Regions from separate parts of the Homo sapiens genome. Here region 1 is linked to region 2. The links are chromatin contacts, found by Hi-C or POLR2A ChIA-PET in ENCODE. All regions are on one chromosome and are shown on one strand. The core of a region is the stretch at or near the end of the contact, and the rest is flanking DNA. Distances in the headings are between cores, read along the strand shown.

What was found. Hi-C counts contacts between places; a loop is a spot of excess contacts on that map. ChIA-PET counts read pairs that join two places held with the same protein, here RNA polymerase II (POLR2A). Pooled maps may share reads with other maps.
Region 1: a loop to region 2 is called in a map with no recorded cell type, with 6 times the contacts of the local background. The contact joins the enhancer-like site here to the promoter of TUBGCP5 in region 2. A Hi-C loop is called at or near these places in 1 of 37 single-sample maps with no recorded cell type and 2 of 50 pooled maps. POLR2A ChIA-PET finds 5 or more read pairs at or near these places in 1 of 52 experiments (Panc1).

The regions. Positions count from the first base shown.
Region 1 is chr15:25,342,507-25,348,293 of GRCh38, forward strand. The region is part of intron 11 of UBE3A (ubiquitin protein ligase E3A); the gene reads right to left. All of the region lies in intron 146 of SNHG14 (small nucleolar RNA host gene 14), which reads left to right. Among named protein-coding and RNA genes, the nearest start is that of SNORD109B, 67 kb to the left of the region's middle. Within about 2 kb of position 3,590, at least 5 of the 41 ENCODE cell types and tissues checked have a DNase peak (open chromatin) inside an H3K27ac peak, as active enhancers do.
Region 2 is chr15:23,035,525-23,041,312 of GRCh38, forward strand. TUBGCP5 (tubulin gamma complex component 5) reads right to left here and starts at 4,045. Exons shown (of 23, transcript NM_052903.6): 1 at 3,874-4,045; 2 at 1,575-1,628; 3 at 1,373-1,481. The coding sequence starts at 4,019.

The sequences.
Region 1 (5,787 bases), core at 2,340-4,839, 2.3 Mb after region 2:
AACAAGAATGCATATATTTAGAAAGCTGAAGAAAACACGAAGAAGCTTCCAGGTTTCCACATAAAAGTGGTGGCTGTATCGATCACATCCTACTCACATCTCTAAAAATCTACCCGGATCAAAAAGGGGAAAATAAAAAAAAAACCTATGACTTAGGTCTAGAGTAAAACTAGGAGACAGAACAATAAACTCCAAATACCAAAGAAGTGGGGAAATGAGCAGGGTCCAGCAGGAGCTACATCGAAGAGTGGCTTGTGCGGAATCATACTGATTAGGGATCACCCAAGGCCAGACCCCACCCCCTCCACCACCTGCCCCTCAACAGAGCACTACTGAGTGTAGGTTAGAGCACTGGCAACAGGGTGGTTAAAGGAAGGACTACAGAAAAGTACTTGGGTCCAGCAATGGCAGGCTCAGGAAGGCACCATGCATGAAAGGAAGGGGGGTACCTTCAAAAGCAGAAGTGTCCCTTAAGCGGCTGTAAAGGGGTGGAAGCAGCTAATGAAAAAGAGTCTTCATTAAGCTACATGGAGCTGAAAAATCAGAAAGTGGTGATTCTGCCCTTACTAAAGCAACAGAAGAGGGATCCCTTCAACCAAGACCCCTAAAGCCACACAATTCCTCCCTGCTCCACCATGAGGTCTAGTAATAACAGGTCCAGAAAAAAGTAACATCTGTTATAGAAACATAAACAAGAAAAACAGAATTCGGAAGTCTAAATAAAGTTATTATGGGAAGAGTCTGGCGAATGAGAAGCAAAACTTTCCGGTAGACAAAAGTAGACCAGAAAAATTCAGTCATAAACAATGGGAAACTAGTAACACCACATTCCAACACAAAAGGAGAATGCAGCAGCAGACAAGACAGACCACCAGTGATGAGAAATACAAATTCAGAAAGAAATGAGCACATCTTAAATAAAAATAAGAATACTAAAAAATACTGAAGAAATATGCAAGGTAACTTTGGAAATAAAGGCTAATTTTATTATAAGGTGACCAAAGAAGAAGCAGTATGACTAAAATTTCTACTGAGGACAGACTCTAGAAAATTAAAAAACAAAGAAAATGAATAAAATAAACATAACTAAAGAAATGCATATCAAAGCATAATAACGAAAAAGATTAATAGCTAACTACATAAACATAAAACCTTTCATTTGGCAAAAAAATCCTATAAGCAAGGTTAAAAGACAAATGACAAACTGGGAAAAAATATTTGCGAATTTACCAGCGTTAAAGGACTAATCTCCTTAACATATAAAGTTTCTAAAAGTGAAGAAAACGACCAGCTGAGCAGCAAAATGAGCAAAAGACTATATAAAACTATAAACAGCTCTACAAGAAAAAATGTCCATTATCATTCATAATTGAGGTAAGCTCAAAAATTGTAACTATAGTAAAATACCATTTCTCAATTGGCAAATAAGTAAACATCCACATTTAACAACACATTCTGTTTGGAAAGTTTTAAGAAAAGAGATACTGTTGTAAACTGCTGGTGGGAATGCAAAATGTTATTTTTCTGTGAAGGAGGATTTGGCAGTATCTAGCAAAATTACACATGCATCTACCATTTGATGCAACAATCCCACTTCTAACAATTTATCTTAATGATACTTTACATATGTACGGAATAATGCATGAACATTAAGAGGATTCACTGTGACATTAGTACTAACAGCAAAAGGTTAAAAATAACCTCGATGCCCATAAATATTGATAAGCTATGCTGCATCCACACAAAGGAGCAGTATTCAGTCATACAAAACAAAATGGAAAACACCTCTGCAATAATGTGGGATGATTCTCAGGATACACTAGGAAGATTATTTTCCTAGTTCTGTCCTCTGATAAGGCCTACAAGCAGTAACGTTCAAAAGCAAAGGCCATACTTTGCATCTAAAATCTGACTTCTAAATGCCATTCTCCAACAATTTATTGGAAAAATAACTTATTCCAGGCCTGAGAATGAATGTTCGAGATTAGTTAGAAATCTCAAAATCTAATAGGGTCATTTTAAAAGCACACGATAGCTAAGCAATTTGAATATCATTTAGAGTAATGACTGTGAAACGTATTAAATACAAAAACATTCATTAGTTCGTAATATTCAAAAAGGCAGCAAAAACCAACCAAAAAACAAAATTAAATTGTCACTATTAAAATTATTACATTAACTCCTTACTCTAAAAACCTTAAATCTATTTTATCATGCCTTTTCTGTAGAACTGTTTTTCAAGGTAATCAAATGGCACCCAATGATGAGAAAAAAGAATGCCAGGTATATATGTAGGACAAGCAGATGGAAATTTTTTTTCCCCAAACAGCCATTTTGCAATCCCCAATGAGATAACAGATTAAGGTAATGATACTGATAAATACGAAAATCAGGTGAAGGGCAGGTAGCAGGTTCTGGAAAGATGATGATGGCAACGACATAGTTATTATTATTATTATTTTTTGTTTTATTCCCTCCCAACCTCCCCTACAAAAACAGCAAACTGAATGAGAAAACCAAAGACCCAGAGACATTATCTACAACAAAACCATGAACCATTGCATATAATTGGACAGAAACAAAGCTCTGACAACTACAAGACTGGTTAGTAAGGAAGCAGATGCAAGGTAACTGACTGGGTTTCTGACAGCCCTGAGAACACTGCCAACCCACTGGAAAGCACAGGCCAATCTGAAAACAGGGCTTAAAGTTTTAAAAAGTTCTACAGGATCTAATTTGCAGATGATTACAAAGGGATCATGATGTAGTAAGCTCTGGGCCCTTAAAACACCCGAATACCAAACCCCCACCAGAAACAAACCTTGTACCGAGGAAAAACTTCTGGGAATAACTTCCGAATGGACCAGGTCAGTAATAAAAACCAAAAAAAAGTTCAAATATATGTGTGGGATAGAGGAGTAAAGAAGGCAGTTTCAGAAAGCACAAGGGCATATTTTTGACCATTTTACAAAAACACAGACTTCTCCTCGTCCCTAAAAAGCGAAAAAAGTTATCCTGGCCCATCTCTCCCTCGTCCAAGTATGAGAAACTCATTTCACTCACACACACACACACACACACACAAATAAATAAATAACAGAACAGAGTGAAACAGTGTAATTATTAGAGAAAAAGTATGTGCATATACATGAGAATGGTGTCCCTACAGAAAATCAAAGTACATGAAACAATATGCAAATAAAACATGAAAACTGTAAACAAATTTCAAACTGAGCTAAAAAGAATTTAAAAAATAACAAATCATTAGAAATGGGAAATTTCTGAATGAGGGTAACTGAAAAAAAGGAAGACATGACACAACTAAGGAGTAATTAGAAATGCAAGGAAAAAAATCCCATCAAATACAAAGAAACTAAAACTAAACTAGAAGAAACATAAAGGTGAATAAAACAGAACAATAATACCAGAACCTGAAGGCAGAAGAAAAATCTTAAAATCAAAAAGAAACAAACCCATGCTTGAGACTCTCCTTGCTGGTCCAGAGCCACAGTGCTGCTGTGTACTGGCAGGAGGAATTCTGCTATAATTGGTCCTGGCAGTGTTCACCTTTCCTGCAAGTGTTCCACAGCCCAGGGACACAATGTGGTCAGGAGCACTGCCAGGAACACCAGCAAGGGGGAGCCTGCCACAACAGGCACAAGGCTCAGGAAGCACTCTCCAGCCCACGAAAATCTAGTGGGGGTCCTCTTCCCTCACCCAAACACACTCTGCGCAGCTCAGCCTGGAGAAGGCCCCTCAAGCAGCACTACTAGGAACCAGTGCGAGCCCCAGTGGACTGAGATAAAAGCAACAAACCAAAACAGCACCATAAAGCCTCTGAAAAATGGTCACTGGAACCACAGCTCACAAATATATGCTAGTACCTACATGCTATACCTTAACAGGTTACTACTGAAGTTAAAATTTTTAAAAAGTACAGAGTCTCCTGATATAATAACTAAAATGTCCGAGACACAATCCAAAAATTATCTGTCATACCAAGAACCAGGAAAATTACATGAAGGAAAGAAAACGCCAACACTGGGATGAGTAAGATGCTGAAATTATCTGGCAAGGATCTTAATGCTGCCATCAGAGAAATGATTTGACAAGCAATTACAAGTTCTACTGTTTCAAAAACGAAACAATAGAAAATCTCAGCAAGGAAACAAGATACAAGGAAAAAAAAGCAAATGGAAATTATAGACCTAAAAAATACAATAGGAGAAAAATAATCATTAGATGGGCTCAACAGTAGAGTGAAGATGACAAAGGAGAGAAATCTGAACAAAAGAGAGAAAATAGACTGAAAAATGAACCATGCCTCAGGTCCATGTGGAACAGTAACAAATGACTCAACATTTGTATCATTAGAGGCCTAGAATGGAGAAAAGAGTGACGCTGAAAGAACACCTGAAGAAATAATGGTTGAAAATTTTCCATGTTTGGCAAAAGACACAAACTTACAGCTTCAAGAAGCTGAGCGAACCCCAAATAGCACAAATAAAACTATTCTTTGGGAATAAAGGGAAAATAAAGTCATCTTCAGAAAGAGAAAAACAAAAAGAATTTCTCACTAGCAGAACTGCCTTTGAAGACTGGCTAATGGAAGTAATAAAAGATGGAATCTTGGAAAAAATAATGGAAATAGCAGAAACATGGGTACATACAACAGAGCATCACTCCCTTGATAAGTTCTATAAGTCATATTGGATAACTGATACAAAAACTGTAATAGCATTAATCCTCAAAACAATACTATTTAAAAGTGGGGAAAGAGACCCAACTGAAATTAAGGTTTCCATATCTCATTCCATGTAATGGTATTGATGGCAGTGAATGGTGGTAAGTCACATTATCTATAATGTGATACCCACAATGACCGTGAAAACAACTATAAAAAACACATAGAAGGCCAGGCATGGTGGCTCATGCCTGTAATTCCAGCACTTTGGGAGGCTGAGGTGGACAGATCACAAGGTCAAGAGTTCGAGACCAGCCTGGCCAATATGGTGAAACCTCATCTCTAATAAAAATACAAAAATTAGCCAGGTGTGGTGGCATGTGCCTGTAGTCCCAGCTACCCAGGAGGCTGAGGCGGGAGGATTGCTTGAACCTGGGAAGCCGATGTTGCAGTGAGCTGAGATTGTGCCACTGCACTCCAGCCTGGGCAACAGAGCGAGACTGTGTCTCGAAACAAAAACAAACAAACAAACAAAACAAAACCCAAACACTAAATAAATCAAGGGTCTTAAAAATCTTAAAAAATGTTCAAGTAATCATGGAAGGCAATAAATAAATAACCATAAACAGAAGACAGAAACAGAAAACAAATAATAAAATGGCAGACCTCTCCCTAACATATCAATAATTACCTTAAATATAAATGGTCTAAATAAAAAAATTAAAAGGCAGAGACTAACAGTTTTTATTAAAATGACAACTATATGCTGTTTACAAGAGATTCGTTTCAAATTCAGCAACACAGGATGAAAGTAAAATGATAGTAAAAGACAGATCATGCAAACATTAATTTAAAAAAAAACAAATGGTTACACTCATATCAGATTCAGAGCAAAGAAAATCGCAAAACAGAAAAAACTTATATAATGATAAAGGACCAATCACCAAGACATAGTAATTCTAAATGGGTATGAACCAAATGATAGAGCCTCAAAATAAATGAAACAAAACCTGATAAACAGATAAATCTCAGAAGCAGACCTATATAAATATTCTCAAGTGATTTTTAACGTATGTGAAAAAAACAATTCAATGAAGGAAGAA
Region 2 (5,788 bases), core at 2,795-5,294:
CCCTCAAATGTGCAGTTCACAATGGGGTTTGCTCTCCTATGAGAATCTAATGCCACCGCTGATCTGACAGGAGGTGGAGCTCAGGCAGTCATCCTCACTCACCCCACTGCACCTCCTGCCATGGAGCCCTGTTCCTAGCAGGCACATATTGGTACTCGTCCACCATGTGGGGGTTGGGGACCTCTGCCATAACAAACACATCCAAGATGCCACACAGCAAGAGAAAAGGATAACCAATCCCACCTTGTGTAAGTGGGTGGGGGCTGTGGACACAGAGGGGATAGTGAAGCAGACAAGACTGCACAGCCTTACTGATTCCCTCAACAAACATGCACTGTCCACTGTGCTCTAGGTGTCCGGGAACAAATCAGACACAGAGCCCTATGCCTGTAAAATGTGCCTTTTAAAGGGGGAGACAAGAAAGGAACTATAAAGAATTGAAATACATAGCATGTGTGGAGACAGTGCCTGAGTTTAATATTAAAACGTGAGCTTCCTCAGGCAGGAGAAAGGGAAAGAACTATGTAGGCACAAGATGTGTCACAGCAGAGCTAGGGAATGTGGTCCCACCGTGTTCAGGGAACCCACAGCTGTTTCCATACGCTTGCCATCCTTGGTTTGACCTCTAGGGGGCTACAGACTCAGCAGCTAAGGTCAGCCATGTGGGCTCTGCTTGCTTATGTGACCCACCCCCAATAAAAATGCTGGTCACCAAGGCTCAGCCGAGTGGCCCTGGGGGGAGTGGAGGGTAATACTTTGCACATGTTGTCATATACTGTTACTGAGAGAATTAACTGCATCCCCAGGTGACTCCACTAGGAAGGAACATTTGGACATGCGTGCCTAGCTTCTCCTAGACTTTGCTCTAAGCACCTTTTCCCTTTGGTGATTTTAATCTGTATCCTTTCACTGTAATAAACTATTAACAGTGAGGATAACAGCTTTTTTTTTTTAAGTTCTGTGAATCCTTTGAGCAAATCATTATGCCAAAAGGTGGTCTTGGGGAATCCCCCAAACAATATGAAAGTATACCAGGCATCTAGTAAGCATCTACAGACAGTCACTGCCAAGTGCTGAGAAACCATTTGAAAGTTTTGAGATACCCAAACAATGCTACTATTTGTATCAATCTCTGATCTCTCTTTCCTTAGTAGGACTGAGGTGAAAAAATGATTAAAAACAAGCTCTTTCTTTCATCACAAACTGAGGCATATCTGGTTTGATGGCAATATTTAAGTAAATTTCCAAGAGATCCCGTTAGCCAGTAGATAATACTAAAATAGAATGTTTAAACAGTAACTGAAACAAATTGACGATAATCAGATAGGAAACAGTAAAATACACAGTGGAGATCTCATAATTGAAGGCATACCTTTATTTCCTTTATACTGGGAAGTGGTGCATTTAGAAATTCCTCCGTTAATCTCTTCCAACTAGCAGCTTTGCTTAGATCAGAATGAATGACAAATTTTTCATAAATTCTAAAATATAAGAAAAGATTATAAAGCTATCTTAAAAAGATCTATAAGAAAATACATATATTTCTGGATGCGTATATATACACACTGACTTACCCTTCGATTGTTTTTTCTATTTTGTGGCTGTTGACATCCAAGAAACGATGAAATCTATTAAAGACAAAATGCAATTCTTATGCCAACTCTGTCACACAGGTAAGTGAACTCATCTCATGGCCCTCCATATCCCCCATATGCTCTGTACTCAGCTACACATTTCCAGAATGGAGTGTACCTTGTCCTCCGTTACCTCCACCATCAGGCAGGCAAATAATCACCGTGTCCGAGACTGTGCAAGCATCCTTTCTCCAGCACACAGGTTCTTCCTGACCCTCCCAACCTTGTCCTCTGGCTCCTCTGTCTTCCCATAAGCCCCTGTACCTAAGTCCAGCTGAACACATTCTACATCAGGTGGTCCCAACCTTTTTATGCCATAGTGAGGCCCGGTGAAGCCTAAGGACCCCTTCTCTGAATAACATTTTTAAAGCCAAAAAATAAATACAAAGGAATCCCATTATACTGAGATACAGTTGTCAAATATTTAAAGAAGTTTAAGATATGGCAAGAAATGTTATTTATGAAAGTATTAAATAACAAGATTTAGCAGTAGGTCCAATTAACTACCATTAAAGTAACAGTAAACAACATTTACAAATATCTACAACTCTGATGTGAAAACAGTATGCGATTTCTACTGGTGATAAAGTCATAGGTAGGCTAATACTGCTATGGTTTGCTGCCTTCATTCATAATAGAAGGAGATGCTACTTTTCAGTTAGAGAAAAGTGAGCTTGCTCAGTGCAAGCTCCGCCTCCTGGGTTCGCGCCATTCTCCTGCCTCAGCCTCCCAAGTAGCTGGGACTACAGGCGCCTGCCACCACGCCCGGCTAATTTTTTGTACTTTTAGTAGAGACCGGGTTTCACCGTGTTAGCCAGGATAGTCTCGATCTCCTGACCTCGTGATCCACCCACCTCGGCCTCCTAAAGTGCTGGGATTACAGGCGTGAGCCACCGCGCCCAGTCCACAATTTTCAAGAATGTAAACATGAACTATTCATTTTTCTGATGGTTTAAAGCATCATAAAATTACAGCACAGCCTATGCAACTAATGTATATGTACATAGCATAGCCTATGCAAAAAATGTTTTCCATTTTTTAGTATCAAAGCGAGCAATCTGTACTTAAATAAAATTACACTACTGAAAAACACATGATTCTAGGCCAGTAAATGGGTGAATGGAACACCACTTTACCTATTATAATTTAGTTCCTGAAATCTGTGAATGAAAATAGTAACCTCCAACGTCTCTCCCAGCTCTAAAATGATGACAATCTGCCTACTGTCATTTAGAAATATTAGTAGAAAAATAACTTGGATTTCAGCATTTAAGTTTCTGTATTGTATAACCTATTTCACACATTGTTTATTTTTATAAGTTACACTTAAGAATTCAGTTTATTACTTCAGAAACTTGGCATGGTTTAAAAGAATCTGAAAGCCCCGTATTCCTATTATAAGCCAACTAGACACTTTATGGCTATGATCATTAAGGTAACTAAGATTACGGATTTTGAAAAACTGTTCATTATTCAAGAAGATTTTTACTGAAATTAAACAGGTAGAATATTAACATTAACATTTTTTTAGTAATAATTTCATTATGGGTAATGACTCTAAAAGTATTAATTTACATCTCCCATAAAGAAAAATAGGAGATCTCACTTTACGTAAATATCTAAATTCTGTAAGTCTTTAAAAATTAGTTACAAGAGAAACTGCATTAGAAATTGTATTAGGTGACTCAGCGTGCTACGTGCCAGGAGCTGTGCAGAGATGCAGCATTCTAGCTGGAGTGGAAGTGGAGGAGACAGTAATGACAGGTTAAATCAGTGTCATGACACGCGTTTTGGAAAAAGGAGAGCAGGGTGAGAGATCTTACACTGGGCTGACCAGGGAGCAGGAGTCAGTGAGAATACAATCTCTTTAATTTAAAAAAAAAAAAAATTATAAACATGGAGTTGCTACGTTGCCCAAGCTGGCCTGGAGTCCCGCCTGGGCCTCCCAGAGCGCTGGGGTTGCAGGCGCGCGCGCCGGCCGGCAAGAAACCCAGTTCACGCTTTCCCCGTGACGATCAGGACGCGTCCCGGGTAACACGCCCTGTGGTGCGCAGGGCACCGCGCCGAGAGCGCTGGCCGGCGGGGAGCAGGCGGTGGCAGGGCCTGCGAAGGCTCCCTGAGGCCGCGCCCGCCTCCGCCCCATGCCCTGCCCCAGCGCGCCCCGACCCCGGGCTGTGCGGGACCCACGCGCGGGCTCCGGGCTGTGGCCGGGAACCCGCCCGCGCGCCGTGCCCCACACCTGAAGTTGGACCAGGCGAAGTTTAGGGCGAGCTGGAAGTTGGGGTCTGCCTCGTCCTGGAGGCCGGCGACACCCCGGACGAGCTCCCGCACGTCGCGCTCCTGCTGCGCGTCCAACCGACTCCACGGTGGCCCGTGCCGCGCCATGTTCCGCGCTCCTGCAGCGCGCGTCTAACGAATTGGTGCCTGTCGCGCGAGAGCTCGGGCTCCTGCCGCAGTCGCCTCCGGAGCTGGCGGCATTCTCGCGAGAGTTCGCGCTCCCGCGCCGGGCGACTTCCAAGCCGACCGCTATTCTCGCGACAGTTCGAGCTCCGGCTGTGGAGGGTACTGCCTGGCGCTGTCCCGTGGTGGGGACTGGAGTGCGCATTTTCTGGTTGCCCGACGGTACGTTTTCTACTGTACTCAGAGTTAGCTGGTGTCATCGTGAATCAGATACATAAGGGTCTCTGGCCGGCCTCGGTGACAGTCAGTGATTTTGAGAGCAGCCCGTTAGGTGCCCGGTCAGCAAATGCATTGGGACCCGCCTTTCCAGGAACCCTGAACTGCTTACCTGCTGAACCCTCCCGGCCCTGCAGCTTCTCCCTCCAGTGATGGTCTCTGCGGATTTCCGTGCCCCATCCACACAACACAGTCACGCTACACACATCCATGCTACACAACCAGCATCAGCGAAGCAGCTGTCCCGACCCGCTAGTAGTGCCTGCTGGCCCTTGCCTCGCCTGTTCCTCAGGGGCGGCTTGGGGGACTTCATGACCCCACCTGGCCAGAGGTGCTGAGGGGGGGAACTTCATAAATGTCACCTGGCCAGAGGTGGTGGGGGAGATTTCATAACCCCACCTAGCCAGAGGTGCTGGGGGGACTTCATAACCACACCTAGCCAGAGGTGCCGGGAGGACTTCATAACCACACCTGGACAGAGGTGCTGGGGGGACATCATAACCTCACCTGCTCAGAGGTGCTAGGGGGTATCATAATCCCACCTGGCCAGAGGTGCTGTGGGGCCATCATAACCCAACCTGGCCAGAGGTGCTGGGGGGACATCTTAACCTCACCTGGCCAGAGGTGCTAGGGGGATATCATAATCCCACCTGGCCAGAGATTCTGGGGGGACATCATAACCCCAGCTGGCCGGAGGTGCCGGGGGGCGGGGGGAACTTCATAACCCCACCTGGCCAGAGGTGCTGGGGGGACATCATAACCTCACCTGGCCAGAGGTGCTAGGGGGTATCATAATCCCACCTGGCCAGAGATGCTGGGGGGCCATCATAACCCCACCTGGCCAGAGGTGCTGTGGGGCCATCATAACCCCACCTGGCCGGAGGTGCTGGGGGGCGGGGGGAACTTCGTAACCCCACCTGGCCAGAGGTGCTGGGGGTGACTTCATAAATGTCACCTGGCCAGAGGTGCTGGGGGGGATTTCATAACCCCACCTGACCAGGGGTGCTGGGGGGACATCATAACCTCACCTGGCCAGAGGTGCTGGGGGGTATCATAATCTGACCTGGCCAGAGATGCTGGGGGGACATCATAACCCCACCTGGCCAGAGGTGTTGTGGGGCCATCATAACCCCAGCTGGCCGGAGGTGCTGGGGGGCGGGGGGAACTTCTTAACCCCACCTGGCCAGAGGTGCTGGGGGTGACTTCATAAATGTCACCTGGCCAGAGGTGCTGGGGGGGATTTCATAACCCCACCTGGCCAGAGGTGCTGGGGGGACATCATAACCTCACCTGGCCAGAGGTGCTGGGGGGTATCATAATCCCACCTGGCCAGAGATGCTGGGGGGACATCATAACCCCACTTGGCCAGAGGTGCTGTGGGGCCATCATAACCCCAGCTGGCCGGAGGTGCTGGGGAGCGGGGGGAACTTCATAACCCCACCCGGCCAGAGGTGCTGGGGGTGACTTCATAAATGTCA